Linked DNA regions of Homo sapiens: region 1 is linked to region 2. Evidence: chromatin loops called from intact Hi-C (ENCODE). Cell type or tissue: natural killer cell. All regions are shown on one strand. Each heading gives the region's core, and the rest is flanking DNA. Links, peaks and the distances in the headings are about the cores only.

Evidence for each region. Peaks named below come from ENCODE experiments on the same cell type or tissue, not always from the same donor. Only the 100,000 strongest peaks of a DNase experiment are listed, where the experiment ranks them.
Region 1: it touches region 2 in a loop (2.5-fold over the local background); 1 of 110 quality-filtered maps calls a loop at or near these places.

What each region holds. Positions count from the first base shown.
Region 1 is chr9:93,312,117-93,317,481 of GRCh38, reverse strand. The region is part of intron 28 of WNK2 (WNK lysine deficient protein kinase 2); the gene reads right to left. Among named protein-coding and RNA genes, the nearest start is that of WNK2, 130 kb to the right of the region's middle. In natural killer cell, for the core only: CTCF peaks have their summits at 4,511 and 4,712 (motif pointing right); DNase peaks (open chromatin) are centred at 2,191 and 4,711; H3K27me3 peaks cover 2,414 bases.
Region 2 is chr9:93,234,205-93,239,569 of GRCh38, reverse strand. WNK2 (WNK lysine deficient protein kinase 2) reads right to left here. Exons shown (of 30, transcript NM_006648.4): 5 at 4,605-4,762; 6 at 1,249-1,337. Among named protein-coding and RNA genes, the nearest start is that of WNK2, 53 kb to the right of the region's middle. RefSeq lists an enhancer at 1,018-1,518. In natural killer cell, for the core only: no CTCF peak of the experiment used is centred there; DNase peaks (open chromatin) are centred at 1,789 and 2,569; H3K27me3 peaks cover 999 bases.

The DNA of each region.
Region 1 (5,365 bases), core at 84-5,083, 78 kb before region 2:
GCTGCAATCAGCTGGCCTCCCTTAGTGGCCCCCAGGGTGCCACAGTTTCTCCATCCTCAGGAGGCAGCAGTCCTGGAACCTGCTGTGACAGGCACCCTCTCAGGGCTGACACCAGAATGATGGTGTGGGGCCAGGAACCATCACCCTCCCTTGTTTGCTTCCCCAAGCTGCAGCCTGATAGCCTCTAGGCCACACACCTGGGTGTCCACCAGCCAAAATGGGACTTGGAGGAGGACTAGTGGGGCCTGGACCCTGAGGGCGCATGAGTGACCCCACATGCCTCTACTCAGCCACCACAAAGCCCTCCTGCTTGGCTGGTCAGTGCCCTCACAGGAGCATGAACCACCCAGGAGCTGGCAGGAGCAGAGCCCCAGGACCTGGGCAAAGCAAGTGTGCAGGGAGGTGATGGCAAGGCAGCCCTTCCACTGTCCCAGCCCGGGGAGAAGCTGTATGCGGGGTGTGCCCCAGGAAGGCAAGGCTGCTGGCCACGGGGAGTCACTCCTCTCCACTCCAGGGAGGGCCCCACTGGGCACTCTTCACAGGTGCATGGAGGGCACTCGGTGACTTCCACAACCCTTCCTGGAAATCAAGCTCGGCAGTCAGGGGCTGGAGGGGCCTCCTTATCTGGAAGGTCCTCTATGGAACCGACAGCTGAGCCCCTGCCCACGACAAAATGCCCAATACCTCCCCAAGGTGCCTCCATGCTTCCAGTCGACACCACGGGGATCTCCAGGCGGGGAGGAAAAGGAGTCAACCGCACAGACTGGACAGAGAGAAGGAGAACTGGCCTCATGCAGATGACAAGACTGTGTATGCAGAAAACCCACAAGAATGGACAAACCAATTTCTAGAACTAATAGCAAATTTAGCACAATTGCAGGATATGGGGTACGAAAGTCAACCATAGTTTTATATTCTAGCAACAGGAAGCTGGAAAAGGAGATTTAAAGAAAAATAACATTTATAATAGCATTCCAAAACATCAGCTACCTAGGGATAAATTTAATGAAAGAGGTATAACATCTTTACACTGCAGAGAAACAAAAAAGATGCCAGTAAACGGACACTACATTCACAGGAACGCTCATGTTGTTCATATGTCAAACCTCACCCAGATAATCAACAGACTGAATCCACTCCCAGCCGAAATCCCAGTGGGCTAGCCTGCAGAAAGTGACAGGCTGTTCCTAAAACATATGGAAATATTAACGACCTGAAAAAAATCAAGAACTTCTTGAAGAAGATCAACACTGAAAGTCTTTCCTGAGCAAAGATTAAACTTCCTAGAAAACTTCAGTCATGAAGAGAGTGTGGTGTTGCCACAATGATAAGGGAATTGCTAAAGCAAACAAAATAGCAAATTCAGAAATGGACCTACACACAGACGACCACTTGACGAATGTCTGCTCAATTCAGTGCAATTCAATATGGAGAGGAAGGGGCTGGAACGATCAGATATGCAGAGAGGAAAAAAACAGATTTACCTCTGCATCAAAATATACTCAAGAGTTCATTTGAGATGGCTCATGGGATCTAAAGCAATAGCTAAAGCTGCAAAGCTTTTAGGAAAAAAAAAATTAAAATTTTTACCATTTCATGTTCACCATTAAGAAAGTGAAAACACAAACCACAGATTGGTAGACTATATCCATTATATACACACACACACACACACACACACACACACACACACACACAAGGGGTCTTCAAAAAGTTCATGGAAAAGACATACCATGAAAAAACTATGCATGACTTTCAAAAAAAATCTTTGTACCCAAATAAACTTGTACTAACTTATTGCAGCATGTCTGAAGAGGAGGTAGTCTGAGGCACTAAGAAGGAGAAGACTTCAGTTTGAAAAGAGCCCCTATCACAATAACGTGAATTCTGCCAAGCAAGAACCAACATCACATGTATGGTGAAGCTTGGGTGGAAGAATGGTGAGATCACTGATGCTTTCTGAAAAGTTTACAGGGTCCATGTCCCCAAAGAAAATAGCAGTTTACAAATGGTTGACTTGTTTTAAGAAGGGATGAGACCATGCTGAAGACGGAGCCCACAGCGGCAGGCCATCCGCATCACTTTGTGAGGAAAACACTCATCTGGTCTGAGCCGTAAGTGCAGAGGACGGGTGGTTAACAGCAGAAATAGTGGCCAACACCACAGACAGCTCAGTAGGTTGAGCTTACACAATTCTGACAGAAAAATGAAAGTTGAGCAGACTTTCCACTCAATGGGTGCCAAACCCATTGCGCCCACATCAGGCGCAGAGAAGAGCAGAGCTGTCAGTGGTAACTTTGAACAAGTGGGATGGAGATCCTGAAGCTCTCTTTGAACTATAGCGACATGAAACGTGGCTTTCCTGGTATGGTCCTGAAGACCAAGTGCAGTCAAGGCAATGGTGCTGAGGGCTGGAAGTGGTCCCATCAGAGCAAAAGTGGGCCAGTCAAGAGCACATTGTGGCAACAGCTTTTGGGATGCTTAAGGCATTCTGCTTGCTGACTTTCTGGAGGGGTAACAAGGAATGTAACATCTGCTTAGTATGAGAATGTTTAGGGAATGTTAGCCAAAGCTTCAGCAAAACCCCCCCCGGGAAAGCCTCCCCAGAGAGTCCATCTCCATCACGACAATGCTCCTGCTCGTTCCTCTCACCAAAGAAGGGTGATTTTGCAAGAGTTTCCATGGGAAATCATCAGGCATCTACCCTACAGTCCTGATTTGGCTCCCTCTGACTTCTTTTTGCTTCCTAATTTTGAAACATCTGTAAAGGGCACCCATTTTTTGTCAATTAATAATGTAAAAAAGACTCCATGGCCATGGTTAAATTCCCAGGACCATTAGGTCTTTAGGGAGGGACTAAATGGCTGGCATCATTGCTTATAAATGGCTGGCATCATTGCTTATAAATGGCTGGCATCATTGCTTATAAGTGTCTTGAACTTGATGGTGCTTGTGTTAAGAAAAAAGCGTGTATTTCTTCTTTAGTAGCTGTAACTATAGGTATGTGCCACCATGCCCAGCTGTTTTTTTTTTTTCAGACAGGGTCTTGCTCTGTCGCCAGGCTGGAGTGCAGTGGCACTATCTCGGCTCACTGCAGCCTTGACCTCCTGGGCTCAAGCGATCCTCTCACCTCAGCCTCCTTAGTAGCTGTAACTATAGGTATGCACCACCATGCCCAGCTGTTTTTTTATTTTTATTTGAGACGGACTTTTGCTCTTGTCGCCCAGGCTGGAGTGCAATGGCACAATCTCGGCTCACTGCAACCTCTGCCTCCCAGGTTCAAGCGATTCTCCTGCCTCAGCCTCCTGAGTAGCTGGGATTACAGAAGCCCACCACCATGCTGGGCTAATTTTTTTTTTTTTTTTGTACTTTTAGTAGAGACAGGGTTTCACCATGTTGGCCAGGCTAGTCTTGAACTCCTGACCTCAGGTGATCCACCCGCCTCAGCCTCCCAAAGTGCTGGGATTACAAGCGTGAGCCACTGCACCCAGCAGCCCAGCTAATTTTTATATTTTTTGTAGAGATGAGGTTTTGCCATATTGCAAAGGCTGGTCTTGAACTCCTGGACTCAATCAATCCACCTGCCTCAGCCTCCCTAAGTGCTGGGATTACAGGTGTGAGCTACCATGGCCAGCCATATATTTCTTACTTTTATCTTTTAATTCCATTTTTCTGTGAACTTTTGGAAGCCCCCTTGTATATGACAAAAGATATATGATGAACTCCCACAAATCAATAATAAAAAGTTAAACAAATCAACTTTTAAATGGTCACTATCCTTGACCAGGCACTTTTTAAAAGACGGCTGATAAGAATATGAAAATATAAGAATATGAAAATTGTTTAATTTGCTCTAAGGCAAATTAAACAATAATGAGAAACCTATTACTAGACCTCAAATTCTTTTTGCAAATACAATTTCAACTACAATGTCCTACACAGAATATTTAAAAAGTCACAAGAAAAGACAAGGCAATATAAAGAAAAACTAGGACAAAGAGCAAACAAAAACTAAAAAATATTATGTGAAGGAGATACAAGATAGAGAATTTTGGTAAAGAGTCAGAAACTTTTTTTTTTTTTTAAAGATACAGGAGATACGGTTAAAAAAAAATTCAACTGAAAAACACAATAACCCAAATTAAAAACTGAATGGATAGGTTTAACAGCAGTTTAGACACAAAGAAAAATTTAGTGACCTAAAATCTAAAGCAAATAAAACAGGAAGGTATGACTCATTCAAAGGAAAATATTTAACTGACAAAAACATGCCCAAGGAAGCCTAGACATTGGACTTAGTAAACAAAGGCTTTAAACCGACTGTCTTAAATGTGCTCGAAGAACTGAAGGAAGCCATGGACACAGAACTACAGGAAGTCAGGAAAATCACAGAGGAACACAATGAGGATATCAACAGATAGGAATTATGAAGGTGATCAAATGGAACTAGAAGAGCTGAAAATAATAACTGACACTTACAAATTCACTAGAGGGGTTCACCGGCAGATCTGAGCAGGCAGAATAAAGAATCAGCAAGCTGGAGACACTTACAATGGAAATGATCCTGTGAGGAGCAGAGGAAAAAAGTGGCAGAGTGGACAGAGCCAGAGGGTGGTCCACCATGAAGTGGATGAGTAAAACATTACGGGAGTCACAGGAGAGGAGAGCCCAGAGATGAAGGCTAACTCTTATGCTGCAGTGACTCTCCACAAGGGGGCCAAGACCATTCAAAGGGGAAAGCAGTTTTCAACAACGTCTGCTGGGAAAACTGGATATGCACATACCAGAAAAAGAAGGTGGAGCCCTGCCTTGCCTCACAAAAATCAACTCTATCCCAGCACTTTGGGAGGCCGAGGCGGGCGGATCATGAGGTCAAGGGATCGAGACCATCCTGGCCAACATGGTGAAATCTCGTCTCTACTAAAAATAAAATAAAATAATTAGCTGGGCATGGTGGTGCAAGCCTGTAGTCCCAGCTACTTGGGAGGCTGAGGCAGGAGAATTGCTTGAACCCGGGAGGCAGAGGTTGCGGTGAGCTGAGATCATGCCACTGCACTCCAGCCTGGCGACAGAGTGAGACACAATCTCAGGAAAAAAGAAAAAAAATCAACTCTAAATGGACCAAAGTTCTAAATGTGAAAGCGAAAACCAGAAAACTCTTAGTAGGAAACTTAAGGAAAAGGTTTCACAACACTGGATTTGGCAGTGATTTCTTGGGTATTTCACTAAAGGCACAGGCAACAAATGAAAAACAAGACAAATTTTAAAACTTTCGTGCATCCAAAGGCACTATCAACAGATCATATATCTGATAAGGGATTAATATCTGGATTATGCAGAAAATTCCTAAAACTCAACAATGAAA
Region 2 (5,365 bases), core at 240-5,239:
TGTTTTAAGACTTCCTTTATTCCCCCTCATTATAAAAAAAAAAAACATGCTCATAAAAGATTCAATGATACAAAAGAGGATTTGGAAAAACATTAGGCCTCCCATTATGCAAATACAGCCCCTGTGGATGTGCTAGCCAGCTTTCAATTGTCAGAAGACACAACTGAAACATTTTAGTGTTTAGTCCTGGGTAGGTCTAAAATGGACACAGAGGCGGAGCCCCCCACGCTCTGAGCTCCCTGTGCCCAGTGCCATGAAGCAGTGACCTTTTCAAGGGGGCTTCCTTCAGGATGCTGGCCAGATGACAGAGAGCAGAGCAGAGGGTGAGCTGGAGGAGAGTGAGGACCTGCAGAACTGGGGGGGCCCCAGCCAGACCCAGCCTCGAAGGCTCTTTGCAGGGATCCGGGAGGGCGGGCCACAGGGTGTTGCCATGGTGACCACTTCGGGGCTCTGCAGGGCTTGGCCACCCAAAGAAGCCTCCCTAACCACTAACCTATAACCCCCTTTACCCTATAAATGGAACCACACAGCACGCACTCTTTGGGGCCTGGCTTCCTCTGTGTGTGCTCCAGAGTCACCTGTGTAGTTTCGAGTATCCACAATCCATCCCTGCTTACTGCTGAGGGGTGTCACGTCAGATGGTGGGTGTACTCCAGTGTGAGGGGGAGGGAAGGCTGAGGAAGCACCCCCAGCCTTCCACCTGACCAACAGGGAAGGACAGGCCCTGCTTGGAGGTGGGGAGCCGGCTTTGTGGAGCGGTTCCAGGCCTGCTATTTTTGAGAAGGGCCAAACAACCCAGTCCATGAAATACACGTCAGGGCTCCAAATGGAGGCCCACACCTAGAGCCACTGGCGTGGGGATGTTCTTCAAGGCATGGGAGTCATGCAGAGAGGAGCAGAGAGGCTGGAGAGAAGCCCCAGGTGCTCAGATGCTACAGGCTGGGTCCTGGAGGAGCAGTCAGCCAAGGACAGGACTGTCCTCAAAGCCAAGGAGGGGGCTGTCCCCAAAGCCAAGGAGAGGGTTTCCAGATGGCCAACAAGGACGTGAGGGCCTGGCCTCCTGGCCTGGTGTCACCCACACGCACTCAGGGCCGACATGCTCACCAGCCCCTGCTAACGTGCCCCAGACACCCTGGCCTGAGCCTGCCTGTCTTGAAGTCCCCTCATCAAGAACACAGCTCTCAATGCAAGCTGGAATGAGTTCAGCTGGAGATGGACCCCAGAACCCAGCCCTTCAGGGGAACTCACCTTTCCTCCTTGTTTTTGCAGATACACTCCCCAATAATCTCCTTGATTTCAGGATCGTGCACTTTCTCAAAGCTGGCCGGCTTGATACCCTGACAGGGAGAGAGCAGAGTTACCTGACCCGATCGGCTGCCGGAAGGCGAGGCCTCCACCACAGTGGGAGGAACTCCCACTCCCAGCCACGGCAGGACACGGGCACTGGACTTAACCTGCACAAACTACTAGAAAACTGGGCAAAATATGTGAAACGGATGACAGGGCAGAGCCAAATGCGGGCTCTGGGAGAAAGGGACACAATCTCCCATGGCCCCAGCTCACTGCCCAGAGCAGTTCCCAGACAAGGCACCGTAAACCAGCAGAGCCCTGTGGCCCCACTGAGTTGAGGGGTAGAGCTGAGTTCAGGAAGGCTGAGGAGGCCACAGGCAGAGTTCCAGAAAGAAGAGAACATACAGCAAAAAAAAAAAAAAGAGCCCCAAGTATCTGCACCTTGGTCCCCTCCAGCCTTTGCTGAGGACCAGACCACAAAACCACATGTGCATTGTCAATGCCACAGGGCCGGGTGAAGAACCACAGGGAGCTGCAGGCAGGGCAATTCACAGAGTTCACACAGGTCAGGATGTGTACAATGTACAGCATCCAATCAAAAATTACTAGAAATGCTGAGATGCAAGAAAATGTGACCCACGACCTTGCAGAAAAGCCAGCCAACAGAAAGAGACCTACAAGTGAGAGGGGCTGCAACTTGTAGGCAAGCAGGTTAAAACTCTTTACAGATACATACAAGCAGTAAAGGAAAATGAACATAAAAAATGAGAGATAAAAACAGAACCAAATAGAACTCGAGATGAAAAGCCCATCTGAATCGAACACTTCACCGCAGCAGACTGACAGCAGATTACACACTGCAGAAAAAAGACGAGTGAACCTGAAGATGTGATGCAGCAGAGAAAGATGGTCACTGAGGCTCTATTCTGCTCATTTCAGAATCTGAAATGCTACCAAGGTCACATATGCACATGACATTCATAAAACTGGAATCCCAAAAAAGATAAGGGGACATAAAAAAAGACTTGAAGAAATAATGGCTGAAAATTTCACAACTTTGATGGAAACTCTAAGCCCATAGATGAAGCGAGATAAAGCCGAGCTGGGAATAAATTGAAGAATTCTGTGAAACCGCTGCAATTCCCTTCCAAATCTCCCCTCCCCACTGCTTGAAGCCAGGAGCCTGGTCTCCTACCATTCAGAACCTTCTTGGGTCACCCTACTTCTGTCAAAGCCACCATCACCCCGGCCACAACACACTGCACACCTCCACCTCAGCTGCAGAATTTGATACTGGGGTTAACACCTCAAATGCAGCAGTCAGTCTCTGGAAAGGTGTTGATCAGAGCTTCACCGAGCCTCCCAAGTAGGGCCACGAGGGCCCCTGTTCCAGGAGGCTAGTAGAGGCAGCGCCATGATGCGGTGGATGGGATGCCTCCTACAGAGCCGGGCCTTTCTAACCACACCTGGGCTTCCTCCCCACACCTCCTCCTTGAGGGTGCAGGAGCACTATTTGTGGTCACTGCTGCTGGCCAAGGGCCAGGCCATGCGGCTTTGTTGCGGGGGGGTGCGGGTGGCAGCCTGAGGGACAGTGGCTCCTCACCCAGCTGATGGCTGTGCATGAAGGGAGCAGAGGGCAAGCCCTGCAACCGGACTCAGAAGCAGCAGGGCGGGGCCAGGTGCTGCTTGCAATCTGCTAGGTTGTTTTGTGTTGGAAGTGGAGTAAGACGGTGTATGAGCAACTAATTTTAAAAAATTTTAAACACAATGAGGGTACCAACTATCACGTTCTTTCTCCTTCAACACGATTTAGCCTTCAAAAGCTTCACCTGACTCTTAATATAGAGAACATAAAGCATAAATTTTCCCAAGGTCAGGGAGGAGGGTGGGGGCACGCCCACCTGCCCTGGGTGCTGGAGCCCCCAGCCTGGGGCAGACACAGGAGTGAAGAACCTAAGGGCTCTGCCCAGTAGTGTACACCCCCAGGGTCGAGGAGCACCACCAGCCCCTGGGACAGCTTCAGGACAGACCACCATCCACCCTCCACAGTGAACCCAGGGGCCCTCCCATCCCACACCAGCACCCCAAGGCCTGGCAAATGGAGCTCTTAATCTCTGGAGCGCCCCACTTCCTCCTGCTGCAGACCATCCCTGCCTCCCTGGAGGGCCGCTGCACACAGCCAGCAGGTCCTGACACTCCTTCCAGTACCCACGGAAAACTGTGCACCTGTCTGTGAAGTTTCTGACCCAGGCCCACAGGTGAGTCAAGGACTCTGTCTGCCCTCCCACTTCCTCAGGGGCACACAGGAGGGGCTCAGAACAACCAAGTGACCGATGATTTACAACAACCAAGGGACAGAAATGCAGGTAATCTGCAAGGAGGGCTCGGGATGGAGGGATGGGTCAGAGTGAGGCTGTGCAGCTGCTGAGGACCACAGCCCCTGGTGCACCTGCAGAAGCAGCCATGGCCCCGCAGAGCAGCACTGAGGGGCAGCGCGGCCCCACCCAGTCAGGTGGCATGTGGAGACAGCAGGGACTGCAGGGATCAGGGCAGCCTGGGCCCTCAGTGCAGACGCCGCATGTCAGGGACAGCTCTGCAGGCCCCTGGGCTTCACAACAAGACGGGTGGTGCAGAAAACAGGCACAGAAAGCCTTGGCCTGGCCATTCCATTTCCAGATGTTCTGTTTGCATTCCCTCCACCCAGTGGGGCCACCACAGAGGGAGGACAAGACAGATCTGTTTATGCAGCTGAAGCCGTCCGATTAAAGAAAAAAATCACAGCGACAGCAAAACAGGGATTAACGTTCCCAGCTGCCTGGCGCTGACGACTGCCTAGAGACACACTTGGTGTAGGAGTGACTGGTTTAGCTGAAAAAGAAATCAAACCATTGTTTCAAAATGAAGAAGATAGGAAAGCAGGCAGCCATGGGCGGCCCAGAGTGTGAGCACTGGGGATGGGTGGCCTAGGCACGCCTCCAGGCAGGGGGCTATGGTGAAGCTCCAGCCTCTCTGAGCCTCAGTCTCCCCACCATCCCTGCTGTGAGAGCGACAGCCTCCATGGGTAAGCACTGCCCACAGCACCCCATGCACCACCATCCCTTCAGGTAGGAGACCTTGAGTAACCACCCCGCTACTAAGCCTCAGTTTCCCCCTCTGTAAAATGGCCAATCTCCTCAGTTTCCCCCTCTGCAAAATGGCCAAGCTCCTTACACAGCTGCCAGGATGGCTTTACAGAGCCACATGGAGCCCAGCCCAGGGTACGGCCCAAGGCCTCTGTGTCCTTATTAATTAACCAAGGGGCCAGGTGGACTCACACAGGTGACCTTGCGGTAGATCTGGGCCGCATTCTGGCACTCCGAGTAGGGGTACTCCGAGGTGGCCATCTCCAGCATGCACATCCCAAAGGCATAGACGTCCACGGACTCATCGTAGTGCTCCTCGTACATCTCGGGCGCCATGAACTCGGGAGTACCTGTGCCCGGAAGCAACAGACGCAGCTGTCAGCTGGCCACGGGCCCAGGAAGAGCTGGAGCCAGTGTCCCGGGAGCTTTGGCTGCCCAGAACCCCATGTCCCCTCCACATCCCATGGCACACTCAGAACACCTGGACCCCAGGGCCAGCCCTGCCCCTCACTTGGGACACAGGTGTGCTTTACAGACAGGGTTCCAAAAGTTCCACCTGGAACCACAGGAGTCCAGGGTTAGAAATCAGGTGACAGAGCCATCCCCTGCTCATAAGCTGGGAGACTATGACTTCCCAGGGGACGGGGTCCGAGCCTGGAAGGAGGCAAAACCCTGAGTACGCCCTCGCCTGTGGACACTATGATCCTGCCACAGGCTCGGCCGCAGCCACGTTCAGAAACCCTGGAGCAGAAAGAACTTGGGTTGCTACGGAGCTACCTAAAGCCACAAAACCCCTAAATGTCCCAAAGTGGGGAAAGGCTGGGTACACTCAGCCCACCCCTACAAGTGTCACGCAGCATGTACAACAGTCAGCATCACTGAAGACAGTGTCCCTGAATGAGGGTGGGGTAGAAAATGGTACCCACCTGACAGAACCACAGAGTTGCTAAGAT